Linked DNA regions of Homo sapiens: region 2 is linked to region 1. Evidence: chromatin loops called from intact Hi-C (ENCODE). Cell type or tissue: ascending aorta. All regions are shown on one strand.

Evidence for each region. Hi-C counts contacts between places; a loop is a spot of excess contacts. Peaks named below come from ENCODE experiments on the same cell type or tissue, not always from the same donor. Only the 100,000 strongest peaks of a DNase experiment are listed, where the experiment ranks them.
Region 2: a loop joins it to region 1, with 2.1 times the contacts of the local background. A loop is called at or near these places in 7 of 110 quality-filtered maps.

Annotation. Positions count from the first base shown.
Region 1 is chr4:157,217,164-157,225,163 of GRCh38, reverse strand. GRIA2 (glutamate ionotropic receptor AMPA type subunit 2) reads right to left here and starts at 4,436. Exons shown (of 16, transcript NM_001083619.3): 1 at 4,034-4,436; 2 at 3,357-3,497. The coding sequence starts at 4,121. In ascending aorta, a CTCF peak has its summit at 7,258 (motif pointing left); DNase peaks (open chromatin) are centred at 2,823, 3,630 and 4,653; H3K4me3 peaks cover 5,429 bases; H3K27ac peaks cover 4,738 bases.
Region 2 is chr4:157,304,211-157,312,210 of GRCh38, reverse strand. All of the region lies in intron 3 of GRIA2 (glutamate ionotropic receptor AMPA type subunit 2), which reads right to left. Among named protein-coding and RNA genes, the nearest start is that of GRIA2, 87 kb to the right of the region's middle. In ascending aorta, no CTCF peak of the experiment used is centred here; no DNase peak of the experiment used is centred here; H3K4me3 peaks cover 389 bases.

The DNA of each region.
Region 1 (8,000 bases):
AATGACTTCATTTTCTTTGTATAACCTTAACCCATTCAGTGGATCTCCCTGGATCCTCATATCAACGTCCACTTCAACATTTCCAAATAATTTCCTCCATCTCAGGAATAAAATTAAATTAGTAAACTAATAAATTTTCCCTTTTGAAGTTGTATTACTAAGGTATAAAAATCCACTTTTTAATACGTAAATTTAGCTCTGTGGGATTTTTATGATTGGAAGAGCAAGCTATTTCAAGAGCATTGCAAGATGATACCTATCATCTAATAATGTCATTAGATAGCAAAATTCCTGAGATTTCTAGAGGAAATGGGAAAAAAGATGTTTAGATCTTAGCTGTCAATGTATTTAATGCTGTTGCTTCCACTTTATAAAGGAAAGAATCACAGACTTCCCTGAATAAAAAGGCAAGAAAACAAAGGATAGGCATTGGAGAAAAATCTTAAGCAGGATTTAAACGATCAAGACCCATGCTGACAAATTTAACACTAGAGATTTTCATCCATTTCTTGACTTTGTGATTGTAGTTTACATAAGCATCTTTCCCTTTCCCTCTCTCTCATTCTGTCTCAAAAGAGTTAAACTAATTTTACATCTTCTATTGTCCATAGCACAAAAACAAACAAACAAAAAAGGATACAAATTCTCTATTTCATTTTGCAATCTCTAAATTTTGAAATGTCTCAGAGAATAAAAAAACGGAGTCACAAACATGTTAAGCGATTTGCCCAGTCAATGAGTTAATGTCAGCCCCAGAAATTTCTATCCAATGAGCCTCTCTTCTGTCACAGTACCCCCCTAGTTCTTTTTAGCAAACAGTAAGATTACTTATAACATGGGAGTTGCAAATGTCATGCTTTTGAATTATCATGTTGTCATCTTTAAAATGTGTTCAGTTCCTGAAAATAATTTGTTTTACTATCCTACTATAATAATCCATGCAGGGGTAATTTTAGTCTCTGGAAATGTGAACATATTTATTTTAGCTTCACTTCCTGAGGAGGGGAAAAAACTGTGCAAATGAAGACTTGATTATTCCAGCTTCTCAGAACTATGGACAAATTAAATTGTGTGGTAATTTTTTAAAAGAAGTCCACATGTTGATTACATGAATGTGTTCACCCTGCAAATATATGAATTTACATATGTGTTTAATATATACACATATTCTGGCTATATATTTTATTTCAGAAAAATTTCTATTTAAAAATTCAAAAATATTGAGAATGAGTATCTAAACCTAATAACCTAATCACAGTCTTTTATCTTTATAAAGCCCCAATACAGTAGTTTAGCATTTGTTGAAATCAAGGAATATTCATTTTGTCAATGGACATATGTTATTTTTGCAGAAAGTTCTTCTCATTATTTTCACCAATGAGTGAACTTGGCAATCATTGACTGTTTTCAAAAAGTACAGCTGTCAATACTTTCACTTCACATTCAAAACCTATGTCCTTCCTATACCCACAGCCGTTCCTTAGGAGTCATTACTTTTCAAAGCATTTTCACATAAGTATACAATTACACACAGTTAGATACTCAGAACAGTTGCATGACAAACTTGTAATTCAGGAAAAATTGGAACTTACTGATATCAAATGAATAGTCTAAATCTGTTAGGTAAATAGGTCAAATATAGAAGTCTTCAAATTTTAATTAAGTTGATTTCTTTGTATGTCATGTACTAAAATTTTCTGAGATATTCTATTACGGACGTTTTTCAAAGCTGCAAATCCACTTTAATTCTCCTCTTCTCTCTTTCGTTCTGTACCCCCACACCCGCCCTTCTTTCTTTTCTTACTTGGCACCAACATTTGAAGAAAATATATAGCAGTGAAACCTTCTTAAATAGATCCATTATAAACAATTAAATCCTAAATTACCACACAATGCCCCTATTCTATCAGTCTAAGAAAATTGTTTCTTCATTCGTCCGGGTGACAGTAGTTGCAAGAGTTGATGATGGGCCCAATATGATAATCAAGCTAAATCACGGAATATATGACTAAAGCTTAAAATGGGGAGGAGGGATGGCAACCAGTTGTTTGTGTGACGTGGGAAAACTGCAGTTGGGCTTTTCCTGTGGTAATTTTCCCCAAGCTCTGTAGCCAAAGTGGGAAGTGAGCCATCCGCAGATCTCCCCCAAATTGTTATCTATGAAATAACGACTGCGAATATTAGGGCAGGAAAGAATCACCGCAGGGCAGTCGGCAGGAAATGATGGCAGCTGCTGGGAAGAGGGCAGGAAGGCACAGTGGCCGCGACTGCCTGCCCACGCCTGCGCGGGGGAGCGAGCGCGGGGACCGGAGCCCTCTGGCCTCCACACCAATCCTTTTAGATCCCTAATTGTTTGGTTTCTAGTACTTTATCTGAACCCATCACAGAGCTTCCCAGCGAGTCCCGGAGCACTGCGCGGAGTGAGAGGGTTAATATGGAGCATTGCAAAGACTAAAATGGCTGATCAGCGACTTCTCCAGATTTTCAAACTCGGCCAGATCCCACGGCTTCCCAGTCCTTTTCCCCGGCTGCCTCTGCTGGAGCCCAGCTACCTGAGAACAAAGCGCGCCGGGCTGGCAAGCTGACCGCGGCGCCCCTGGCGGCCTCGCCCCCTCCAACTTAAGCGGAAGCGCAACTGAGCAGGAGAAATTGACAGCGCTCCCCCTTTCCACCGCCTCCCCGCCCCACCCCCACGCCACCCGGCCGGCCTGAGCCTGCGTCAGCCCCGCTCCTCGCCCCTCGGGTGGGCGTTATGTAACAGCCCCGATCCCAACTCCGGAACCATTTCAACAACTTGTCCCAAAGAGGAGAACATGGAGCTCGCGAGGGCCGCAGGGTGAGCCCAGCCGGTGCTGCGGATCTAAACTGGGGGCAGCGGGCGAGAGCGGCAGCTGCTGGGGCAGGAGGCCACTGGGCTCCGGCAGTCCCTCGTGGGATTTGTCCAACAGCCCGACTGCGCGCCCTGGGGAACAACGTGTTCTCTGTGGGCAGGGTGCCAACAGGCGCTCGATGGGGAGCGAGGTGGGAGGGCTTCTCCTGAAGCACTCAAGATGAGCGAAAACCCCTTGAACCCAAGAAAGCCGCCCTCCCTGGCTCCAACCCTCACCCCGGCTCCCTAATGCGCACACTCTTGACGTCCTTTCCCTCTCTCTTCAGCCCTCTCCAGCCAGCGGGGGTCCCTGAGATTACAGCCACCTTCTCTCTACACGGTCACACGCACGCGTGTGTGCAGTCACTCACACCCACACACTGACACACAGAAACGCACACACACCACCCCAGAAACGCACACACACACTCACACTCGCTGGCCTTCCGCGTGCAGCACCCGAAAGGCATGAATATTCATTACTTACAAGCATTAGTGACTGCGAAGCTGTTTGCCACCTCCAAATTGTCGATGTGGGGTGTCAGTCTGAACTCCGAAGTGGAAAACTGAACCATCCCTACTCGAAATGCACTGTATTCTTGATCGGCGCCCCTAGGAAATAGCCCCCCTGCAAAGAACAAACAGCAAGCAAGAGAACAGTGTCAGTGCCCCGGGAGGGAAAGGAGGGGCGCGCGCTAGCGCCCAAAAATCCAAGAGTCTCTTATTCACGCGAATAGGCCGAATAAACACACCTACGGACTCGGACAGCGGGGGTGGAATATCCAAAAGCTAGCCAAGGGGTCAAGACCCAGATGAGAGTCTGAAGGCGAGGTAGGCGGCCAGAAACCTTCACCTTTCCATGTAATCACAAGCTTTGCATTCAGACCCCAAGAAAATCTGAGCAAACTGGAAAATGTCGCTAAGGCAGAATTAATAAAATTTGGGGATCCGAAATGAGAGGACCTTTTCTTCTATTGTATCAAAGGCATAGTCTTTTCCTTTTGCTTCATCCTAAGAAAAACATGTATATTCTAGGTAGTTTAAATCTGGAATGCAGTCAAGGTATGACATAAGTCTACATGACATGAATTAATTTGTACACTGTGAACAAAGATTACCACCAAATTATGCACAATTCAAAAGCATAGCACAAAGGGTACCTACCTATCTGTATGCTGTTAGAAGAGACACCAAAAATCAGTCCCCATAAAACAGGAGAAAGGAGGACAGAAATATGCATAATCTTTTGCATTTCCAAGAAAAGTAGAGCATCCACAATATACCCCTTTTTTTTTCCTTTTCCTCCTCTTCCTTCTTTGGCTGTTTTCCTCTGCAAATTAGATCCTCTGCATTTTGAGACAGCAATTTAGCACCAAGCTGCTAAAACCTGAAGTGGAGGCAGAAGAATCCCTATTTCCCAGGTCCTGCTGGTGGCTGCTGATGCCCTGCGCCCTGTCCCCGCTCCAGAAGTCCGGAGGACTGGCTGAATGCAGTTTTCAGCGGAGCTGCCGCTGTGGTCCCAGTGTCTCGGAATATTCAGCACCCTCCCATGCACTCACACACACTCACCCTCTCTCGCGCTCTCTTCTCCCTCTCTCCTCTCTCACTCACGCGCGCGCGCACACACACACACACACACACATACACACACGCACACACACAGGCAAGTCACAGAGAGGGGCAGGCAGTCCCGGGCGCGCGTGCGCGACTCGCGGCAGGAGGCGGGAGCGCGCGCCCCCTCCCCCGCACGGCGCCCGGCACCCCGCACCACCGTGGACGCGTCGCGTGCGCGGCGCTGAGAAAGCACAGCTCGGGGCCCGTAGCCGCTGTCCCTCCGCGAGACCTCGGGTCTCCGGGGCTGTCGCGCCCACCGCGCGCCTCGGCCTTTCAGCACCGAGGACAGCGCCTCGCTCCCCGCCCGGAGCTACCTTCGTGCGGCTGTTGCAGCTGCTGCGGAGATGCTCCAACCTGGACCAAATGCAGCAAAGCTGATCTCCGGCTGCTGTGTAGAAGCCGAATTGCTAATTGTTGGCGGCGAAGCGTCCTCTCACCAGGCCCTGCTGTCTTACGTTACAAATAATTTTGATTTTTATCTTCCATCTCCTGTGAAAACCCATTTAGCAATACAGAAGCCCTGTCATCCTCCTCACCTGACCCAGCCGAAAGCAAACAAGCAAGCAAAGCACCGTGGAGGAAATATTCCAAAATTGTGCACTTGGGCTTCATGGGATGTAGCCAGGATCCAGGGAGAACCCCAAGTTATATCTTTAAATGCTTAAGCCGCACAAGAGATCAAGATGGAATCTTTTAAATATTTTGCATGAAAATCCCATCTTTAGAGTATATTCCATTGGGCTGTGATGCTGACTCGCCTAGTTACAGAGCGCACGGGTCTTTCTCGCAGCTTTCACTGCAATCCCTCCCTTGTAGAGTCATGTAGACTTGGTTTCCTAGAAGCCCTTGCTTTATGCAGATTGAAAGCAAGAGACTCTGGTTTAAGGAAAGGCTATTAGAGGAAAGTGATTAGAAGATGAAGCTAGTGTAGGAATGCCACAGAGATGCAGATTCTTTCCCAGAGACTTACTTAGAAATCTGTTTCCCCATCGCGTTTTGGCCGGGGGTTTCGAAAAATCACTGCCTAAAGAAAGTAAGCCACCACGCTCTACTGAACACGCGGGCCACAGGGAAAGAAAGATGAGGTTAGATATTAAAAGTTTGAAGGGAGAGAATTGATGGCGAGATGGATGACTGGACTTCCCGTGTGAAATTTATGTTCTTCATGGTGCTTTTTCCAAGCTCATTCCTGGAAACCTGCTCTGACAATTCCCTCTGCGGACTCAGAAAAGCCCCACCAAGTTGCATGTCTTTACTGGTTTAAACAAATAAAGAAAGATTGAGAACAAGGAACTGTTTCCAGGAAGAGGGAGATTGGAGCTTACAGTACTAAAAAGAGAACTGCTAGTATTCCAAAATGCCATGAGTCTATCAGGCTGCCTTCTTGTGCTTGCAGCTTCATTGCTGACTGGATTATCTTATGCTTGCTTCTTAATCACATTGGCCTCAATTTCCCCATTTTAAAAATGATGATGAGCAAAGTGGCTTCTATGGCTCTTGGATCCTATATTGCTGTCATTTCAAATTATAACCTTTCCCTCTTTTTGATGTAGTCCTAAACCATGAAGTGAGAATAGCTGTAATCTATTATTAAGCTTATAAACTATAGACTAAAATATCTCTTAATTTTATGCCTTAGAATTTTATTAGTATGTTATAAGTACTCCACACTGTATATAAAGCAGGTCTTCTAAATAAAAATGTATTTAACCTTTAAAAAATTGAATAATAAAAATAATATATAAAATTAATTAAAATTACAATAAATCGATAAAAAATAAAAAATGAGATATAACTTACATATATTCAAAATTGCAACATAAAGAATAAATAAATCATACATATTTAATCATTATTTGTGATGTAAGGTATACAAAATGATTGGAAATTATTACCTATTTAAAATTTTTAATGTAAAAGCACTAAGAACAGAGCAAAATTTAAAATACCTCTGTAGTTATTTTTTTCTCGATTCACTTGTTTCCACAGGAAAACTTTAATTTCATAGAAAGTAACTTAGAATTAAAGAGAGCGAGGACAGAGAGAGAGGAAGCTTCAATATGAAAAAAATTTGATGTTTAAAATGTGAGTTCAGGTGAATTGAATTTTAAAAAATAAGAATGTTTTCAAACTATTTTCATCTTAACCTATTTCAAAGTCAAGGGCAGATATGAACTCAAAATTGACTGAGTTACATTCTATAAAAAACAAATGCTGTAAAAATAAGAATTTGCTGAATCATAGAGTATAGTAACTAATATGTAAGAGCTCAAGAAAAATATTACTGTCTAGTGGCCAATTACAATTTATATATAAGGTGGAAATAAAAATTTTAGCAAGCATTACTTGTAATTCAACTGCTATTCTATGTATCTATGTTCACAAGGTAGTTATGTATAGACCTTTCACATATTTGGAAACTTATTTCCTATATCAGCATAATTTTATTAATATTATCACTCATGAGACTTTTTCAAATTTCTTATAATGTTTTAATAGCATGTATGTTTCAAGCACAGAATCCTGTCAATATAAGGGTAATAAATTTAAATTGACTACAGTAAATGGTTCTTTATACAAATACATGGAAAAATACTGGAATTTATTTTGTGAATGTACACGGCTCTATTTTTTCATGTAGCAACTTCCTATTTCAAGAATATGTATTTCAAATTGATCACCAATCAATTTTGAAAACTTCAAAACTACTAGATCTACAGTTGACTAGAATAGTGTGCTACAAGAAACAGAGTTTGCTATTTTCTGCCCTCTGCTGTTCAATTTTGGCAATTATGTAAAACTTCATTGCTTCCGCTGCAAGAATTGTAAGTTACAATAAAAAATAAAAGAAATAAAAAATGTGATCCATCGTATCATTTGTTAGTTTAGTTAGGTGGTTGGTTAACAGTTTTTAAATCACTGGCAGAGCAAACTTTTAGCTGACTTTATTATCAAAATTAAGTTATAAATGTCAGTGCTGCAGTTCCTACTGAAGTAGTTTGACCAAAGTGGAGTTCACTCCCTGCCTTCCTGGGACTGTAAAAATGTAGGACATCTAAAAGACTAATATGCAATGCAGAATTTGTAAAAAATGAGTGTCCTCCTACTTTCAGCAGAAGATGGCAAAGGATAGCAGTTCTCGCAGAAGAAACCCATGTTTCAAACGTAAGATTCTATTGGCTGATACAGAGCAAAAGAAACAAAGAAGGAAACATGAGGACTGTAATTACTCAGGGCTATAAATAAAAAAGGGATGTTCACTCTGGGGAGTTTTAGTTCTTTAATTAAGATAAAGAATAATGATATGAAAATAGTTATTCAGATTAATATAGTATTTATTATACCTTTTTGTAACAAAATTTTAAATCATTAACTCAATAAGATAAAGTTTGTGACCCTACAATGCATAGCTAAAGCTAGGCTTTTGTAAGATTTTTAAAAATATATTTAAAATCAAGTTCAAAATGGAAAAATAATTATAGTTTTCATTTTTGATTGTTTAAGGGCTTTGATTATA
Region 2 (8,000 bases), 87 kb before region 1:
AGGATAAGAGGCAATATTCTTTATGAGGCTGCTATATTTTCTCCTATTGTTTTCAAGTCAGCAGTTTGGGTTCATTTTTTTTTCCTTCCACAGTCTTCTGTTATGTTATTTTTTTTGTTATTGGGAATGATCCCAGAGAAATTGAAGTGGTCACCTATTAACCAGATGGTGGCAGTTATTTCTCTAGCATAGATTTACTTCTCTTTCCAAATATGTCTATTTTCCTGTTAGTAACTTTGCTTATAGCATCATATCACTTGGAAAATTTTTATTGTTTTTTTAATTGTCCATATATTACCTCATATTTAGGACTAAGAGTTACAACAACTAGAGGATTTATTTCCTGAAAAGTTATATCCTCAGTTTAGCACTTGGAGACATGCTACATAAACTTGTCTTTCATATTATTTCTACTATTCACAGCAAAACCAAATTCATCATTTATACTGATAACTTAATAAACAACGCAAAATCGAGACTCCAGAATGAATCCAGAACTCAGCAAATCATCTTCCTTATTCTAGAAAAGCCTGCATCTTTCTCTAACAATATTAGTCCCTTTTGATTAATAAAATGTAGGATTCACCTAATGTGAACATATCTCTTCAAAATCTAAATTCAGATACCAAATTTTATTTAAATCTTTTTGCTATGAAAAAGAGTCAATTATCAATTTTGTTGAAAACTATTTCAAAAAAGAAAAACCACCATTAAAAATTTTATGGATTCAATATTGGCCAAAAAGTGTACAAGATGAGTCTAAAACATCTTATGACACCAGAAGGGAAGGAACTCTCTAAAACCATCAGCATTACCTCAAAGCACACAGGAGCTAATTTGAAGAGGAGCTCTTTAAATAAAGATGGGAACATTTGAATATTAATTAGAATAATAAATGCGAAATACTTAAATACATAAACTGTTTTAAATCTATGAAATTATGTTTTAAAAACGTGCTTGACTTTGGTAGATGCTAGGGAACCAATTAATTAATTTGAAGACTGGTAAATAATGAAATAAAACAAGCATTTTCCTGCATTTCCTATATGAACCACTTTCAGGGTAATAATGAACTAAAGATATTTATTTTTGGAAATACTCTAGCTAATAGATGATGGATGAATATATATTTGAAATTATCACCATCTTGTAACACCTACGGAATTAATGAATCAAGACAACAAACATCAACTACTGGTAACTACCCAAAAAGAGAGATAACAGAGATATGTCTCCAAATGATAATATTCAACCCACCTATTTTGGTGTTGAATAGGTATATACCTATTTAGTGTTGGCTACATTCATGCCAATAATGTAAACTTGAATTTCATCACACTTCTAAATCTAACTACCAAGTTATAGGGCATATATAGAAGAAAATATTTTAAGCACCATAGTGTTGCAATCATCAAAATCTAGACTGTGGGAAACTGCATTACATTCTAAGAGTCTTAAAAATTATGTTAACTAATTGCGATATATGGATCTCATTTTTATTTTGCTTCAAACAGTGGAAAAAAGAATAATATTTATGAATTGTTAATTGTCTAGGTATAATAATACTATTACCATTATATTTAAAATATAAAAATCATTTTTTCCAAATAAACACTGAAATATTTACAGATGAGATGGCAGGATGTCTGGTATTTGTTTCTAAATAATTGCAGGGAAAAAAAGAGATATAGATCAAGCAAAATTGCTCATATACTAGTCTTTAATAAAGCCATGTTAAGAGTGTTTGGGAATCTTTATAGCATTCTAATTTGTTATTTAAAATATTTTAACATAAACATTAAAAATAATTTATTTTTATTTCAGAATGGAAGATTGAACCACATGCTGAAAAAAGTTAACTTTTTTTCTGGCAAAATGAAATTAGTTTCCTCTGTCCAGTCTTCTGGCAAAAGATATAAATAAACCTAAATTTCTCAAGGGATAATGTAAAAAGACCATATGTCATTTTTTGAAACTTTCAGTGACAGATCTTTAAAACACATCACAGATCGCCTATGATTTCCATACACTATAGGTCAGTTAAATCCTTCCCTTTTCATCTGCAGAGACAGAACACGCACAGCTGGTCATTATGATCAATTCGACAGCTATCAATGTACTTGAAAACAGCCATTAAGTCTACCCACTTTTCTCTGCAAGTAAGAGAAAAAGAAATCTAAATTCTAAGCCACTTTCCATTTGCTGGGTTCTACTTTCCTACATCACAGTCATGGTTCAACTCCCCCTTGTCACCTTCTTAAAGACATTATATCCATGGATGGGGGTCTCTGTGCTATTCATATATTACCATATAGAAATTACCAGTAAGCATCCTTATTCTCTGAAATAGCTTATTTCATTTTGTTTATTTAATTATAAAGCATACTATATAATACAATTTCAAGTGGTAATGCTCTTAATATTATGTCTCAACTTTTGACATATATTATAAGAAAGTTTAAATATAAATGACACTTTGTAAATGGATTTCACCAAGTGGAAATCCTAAATCTAAAATTTCCGGCAGTTCACCTTGCAAAAGAATATAGAGATGATGTATAAAATCAAAAAGAATGCATTTAAAGAAATGCCTAACTTGCGCCAGGTGCGGTGGGCAGATCACTTGAGATCAGGAGCTCAAGATCAGCCTGGCCAACATGGCGAAACCCCATCTCTACTAAAAATATAAAAATTAGCCAGGCCTGGTGGCAGGCGCCTGTAATCCCAGCTACTTGGAAGACTGAGGCAGGAGAATTCCTTGAAGCTGGGAGGTGGTGATTGCAGTGAGCCGAGGTCACGCCACTGCACTACAGCCTGGGTGACAGAGCGGGACTCCATTTCAAAAAAAAAAAAAAAAAAAACCAAGAAATTTCTCTGACTTTCAAACTCATTTGTTCTACGTGTCAAAAGTAATTTACAGTGGCTGTGGATTCAGGATTCACTGTTATTAAAACTCTCAAGATTAATATTTTGTAACCTATGGAACCTAACAAAACTTACATATTATTAAGAAACTAAACTGCTCAAGTAGTGCTGTATCAGACTTAATAAATTCAGTTTCATCAGAAGACACTGAATAATATTAAATTATCTCCTAACAACAGGCAGAAGTAATTCACAAGTGATTGCATTATCTGACGTGTAATTTGAAGAGACCACCATTCAATGCTTAATAACCCATTTCCCTAGGTGGTTTTTTTTCAGTAATAGTAACTGACTCTCAAACTCTCTCTCAATTTGATCTCCTCACCTCATTCCTCACAACTAAAAGTTTTATATTGTCTGATTTCTTTATAATCAATATACCATTTTTAAATTTGAAAATCACTGAAAATGTATATGAAAGTGAAATTAAACTCTTCAAACATAACACAGATTTGTGCTCTTGACCTCTTTGTACCGTATTCAATTACAGGAGAAAGTATGACTTGAGATCTGCCTCTATTCCTTCCACACAAACTAGCACAGAAGTATCTATAAATATATTCATCCTGTAATTCAGAATACAAAGTTGTATAGACAATGGGAGTTCTGCATAAACACTGGTTCATTTAAAGCTATTAGTATGCAATAGTTATTCAACTCTAATATCCATAGTACTACATTAGGATATTTGAATTTCTATAGCAGAGACTCACTTATTTTTATTGAATTACTTAAAACAAAACTGTTGAGATACATAGTTGATCATCTAAAAACAGAAGAAATCTGGAAGATTATTCCTCCTGGTAAATATATTTAAAATATAGTATGTTCTTTTAAACCCTCAAGAATATTGCTACAGTCTAAAAGTAAGTTCTAAACTCTACTGAATTCTTAGATGTTTTGCTAAAATAAAAAATGGCTAGATTACATAATGTTAAATTGCATTACTTCTTCATGTGCCTATTGTTACTGACTGGTTGTAGTTGTATAACCTATTCATAAAATGACAATCTTCCTAAAATTCTCCCAAAGTATTACTACTAGTCAGTCAGTGATAGTCTCATCTTGACCCAGTATTAATAACACTCTGAGTTATAGACAAGCCATCAGCCACCTGTCTGTATGCAAACCCTTTAAAAGGTCACCCGGTACACAGGGGAAGTCTGTCAGTTTGCACGTTAAAGGGTTAAATTAAAAATGATTACTGCCAAAATATACATTTTATTCAAACCATGTCTTACTGCTTAAAAATATTTTCTTTGCTCCATTTAAAATTAACTGTACTTATTCTTTCAAGCATATAAATTAATATTTATGATCACTAAATCATGGCAGCATGCCTAGGCCAAATTAGATTAACATATATTTCCCTCATCAGCTCTCTCAGGAATATGAGGGAAAAAATTATAATTTGAAAGCATTTTTGTTCTATGCATGATGTTTTCTTGGAACTGCAGGCAAAGTGCCTTCCCTTCAGAGGACAAATAATATTGCTCGATATTGAAACCAAGATATACAGATATAAAGTGCTAATTCTGTTTTTACCTACTCTCTGTAGAAATGTATTATCTTACCTTGTTGACACTAAACCAATAAATAAAAACCACATTTGGATTAAGTCCTGATTCAAACTTACAACATATATATCCAAAAATAAAACTATTATATAATGTTGAATGCATTAACATAGATAACCCCATTGCTCTATTGTTAAAAATGTGTTGAATTTCTCTTTATGGAGTGATGATATGCAGTTTTCAGGGTCATCAAGGAGTGTCAGGCTGTTGCCACATGGCCTGGGTAAGGAGAAGACACCAGCAACCTAAAAGATCACCTGGCACCAGATGCAGAGTTTCAGCTCTCCTCTCACCAGTAAACTTAGATTAGTCAAAGAGGGTTCCATACAAAGATGCTGCTATACAAAGATGTTTCTATCCATGCATCCATGTCTCTAATTGTTTAAAAGTGGTATATAGTCTCTTGGCCTGTTGCTCAGCATTGTGGCAGATAGCCAGGAAGCAGGAATGGCTTTCACTAGCTAAAGGTAGTGAAACTAAGCAGCATATAACAATTTCAAGTCATTTTCATCTAGTTCATGATTAGGGCAGAATGTTGGGAGATCATTTTCACATTTGGACCCTATGCTATTCCAAAGAACAGTAATTTAGACATTATAATTAACCAATATATATTCCTGACCTAGACTCTCTAAAAAGTGAGGATGATTAGAGCCTAAAAATAATCACATAATCAAGGAGGTGAAGAGACAGCCCATCAAGAACAGACCAAATTGTTTGAAACTGAGGCATGTAGAGATCTAAGTAGAGTGATGAAACCATGGGATCTATTTTCCAGACTGTGGTTAATGTGGACAAAGGGAACACAGGTGCATTCTTCAAATCATGTGACACTAAAGCAAGGAGGTGCCTACTTTGAAGCATAAGCAAAATGATTTCGGACCAAATGGGGGAAAACAGTTCACACACTAAATGTATGAATAAACTCGTTAAAATGTAGCATGATGGCAAAGCCATAAAAATTAAGTCATTAATAAGAAAAAAACAAATAGCAAAAATTCCATTTCCATGAGCCAAGTAAAATATTACACAAAGGTCAAGTCTTTTGCCAGTATTATGAGAGTCTTACATATTTATGTCTGAAAATAACTTCAGATAGAAGGCCACTGAAATATTTTTCACATTAAAACATCAATAGCTACTTGATAACACCTTGAAAATATATCCATAAGGTCATTTTGGCTTTAATATATTATTACTTAATATTATCACTCTAACATTTTTATCTCAACAGATGCACTTGAACTCAAATCAACTTGTATAATTTAATAATTGTAGATTATCTCATCACTTCAATTTCATTTAATATTTCTAAGTATTAATAAAAGTATTTTAAAATGTTCCAGATTTTTTTCACAAGTACGTAAGTCCATCCATCTTCACAGGCTAATTCCAGAGCCTGTCTTTTGAGTATCTCTCCTCACACACTAGAGTTTCTCTTTTTTTAAACTTGTATCAGCTGTTGTCTTTTTGAATTTTTCTCAAAAGTTCAGTTTTAACTAGAGGGAGCAATGGTGAGGGTAAGGATGAAGGCGAAGTGTATTCTTAAACTAAAAATGCCATCCTCAGTCAACCTTATCAAAGTGTAAAGAGAATTAGTCATTCAATTCTTCAATTTTGCAAGCAAAATTTAGCTTATAAAATCACCTTGAACTTAAAATACTGTACACATATGTTTAACTCATTTACTTATTAACACCATTTACTGAACATTAACTCTCTTTCTAGCATTATCTGAAGCACTGGGTACAGAGTCATGAGCTGAATATCTAGTACACTGAGCACTGCCTGGGCACTCTTTTCCTGGAGCTTATTGCCACACCTTACATGAAAAACATAATGCTTATCCTATGACACTAAGACAGTCCCTGGAACATAGCAGGGGCTCAATAGGCAATTCTTAAGTGACAGAATGAACATCACCCATTCATTATAAATTGTCCTAAGTACTATAAAGGAAAAGAGATTGCTTTGAAAGATAACAGTGTGAAAGGCATCTCTGAGGAAATGATATATGAACCCAGTTCTCAAGGAGGAGTAAGAATTAGTGATACAGGCAGAGATTTGAAGTGAAAGAGTTTGGTGCATCTGAGAAAGTGAAAGAAGGTCAAATGGATTTACCTTTAATGAGTGAGCAAGACAGCAGAATGCAATGGAGAGTTGAGTGGGAATTGGATATTATAAGACCTTAAAGCCAACTAAAATTTTTCAATGTTATCCTCATCATAATGAGAAGCTATTGAAGTATTTTAAACAAGAGAGTAATGCAGTCCAAAAAAAATTTTTTAACAGTAATTCCTGCTACTTCATAGAAAATGGATTAAAAAAAGACAAGGGTGGAACTGGAGAGATGAGGGACTGAACACATTATGGTGGCTTGGCCTGGGGTAATGGCAACGACAAGGATGAGTGTCTACAGACATATAATTAGGCAGTGGAAATCACATCAATAGGATGCAAGGATGAAAGAGGTATTAAGAATACACCCATATTTCAGGCTAGCTTGAACAACACAAAATACTAAAGAAGTTAGCAGAGAACAAGAGGAAAAACTAAAAATTATTTAATAAGCTCAGTTTTATAAGCCCTTTTATCACATTAATAAGTGTGCGTCGGAAACATCCAGCACATTGAAATCTGTATTTACTGTAAATGATTCTCGGTTTTAGTTTTTAATTCCCTATGGGAATAGCAAAGCACTCCCTTCTCAAAGCAGGGGGACATAGTTGTTGACACAGCAAATTTTTTTTCAGCTTGTATAGTGCTGACTGGCTTTTCCACTGAGTGTTCTCATTCCCAGGATTAGGAGGACAGGGCAGAGAATCAGACACCTAGCTCCTGCACTCCTGACTCGAGCTTGCTGCAGTAAATGACTACAAACTGATCAATGGAGAATTGACTGACGGCTGGCTCTCTTCTTGTCTGCCCTTGTGGGTTAACAAGGTGCCCTATCTTGGTCGAAATAGGCTTCTGGGTTTTCATTTGAACCTACAAATATTCCAGGAAGCAAGCTGCTGAGGGAAGCACAGTATGGTACTTAGGTACTAGGACAATCGTTGTCCCTCACCGCTTTGACTTTGATTTACGGATACTCTCTCTAAAAACATATCCATATGAACACACACACACAAGATGTTTCATACAATTTAGGGAGTACACAAACCCACTGACACCCAATTACGGACCTGGGAATGGTTAAAAACACCTGGGATTCTATGACATAAATCAAGCAAGTCTGCTAATACTAAACTTCACAACAAGGGATATGAGAAACATACAGGTTGTACCTCCCTCCATTACATTTTAACATAATGAATCAAGACTGGCATGCTATTCAAAATCATCCCATTATAAACAATTATGTGGAATGGTGTCAAAAGCATAGGTTTGGTATCAGAGACCTGTGTGTAAGCTGTACCATACGTGGGTTGATCCTGAGAAAAACCTTTAACTTCTCTGAGATTCGGGAATCTTGTTTTAAGGCAAGGGCAATAATAA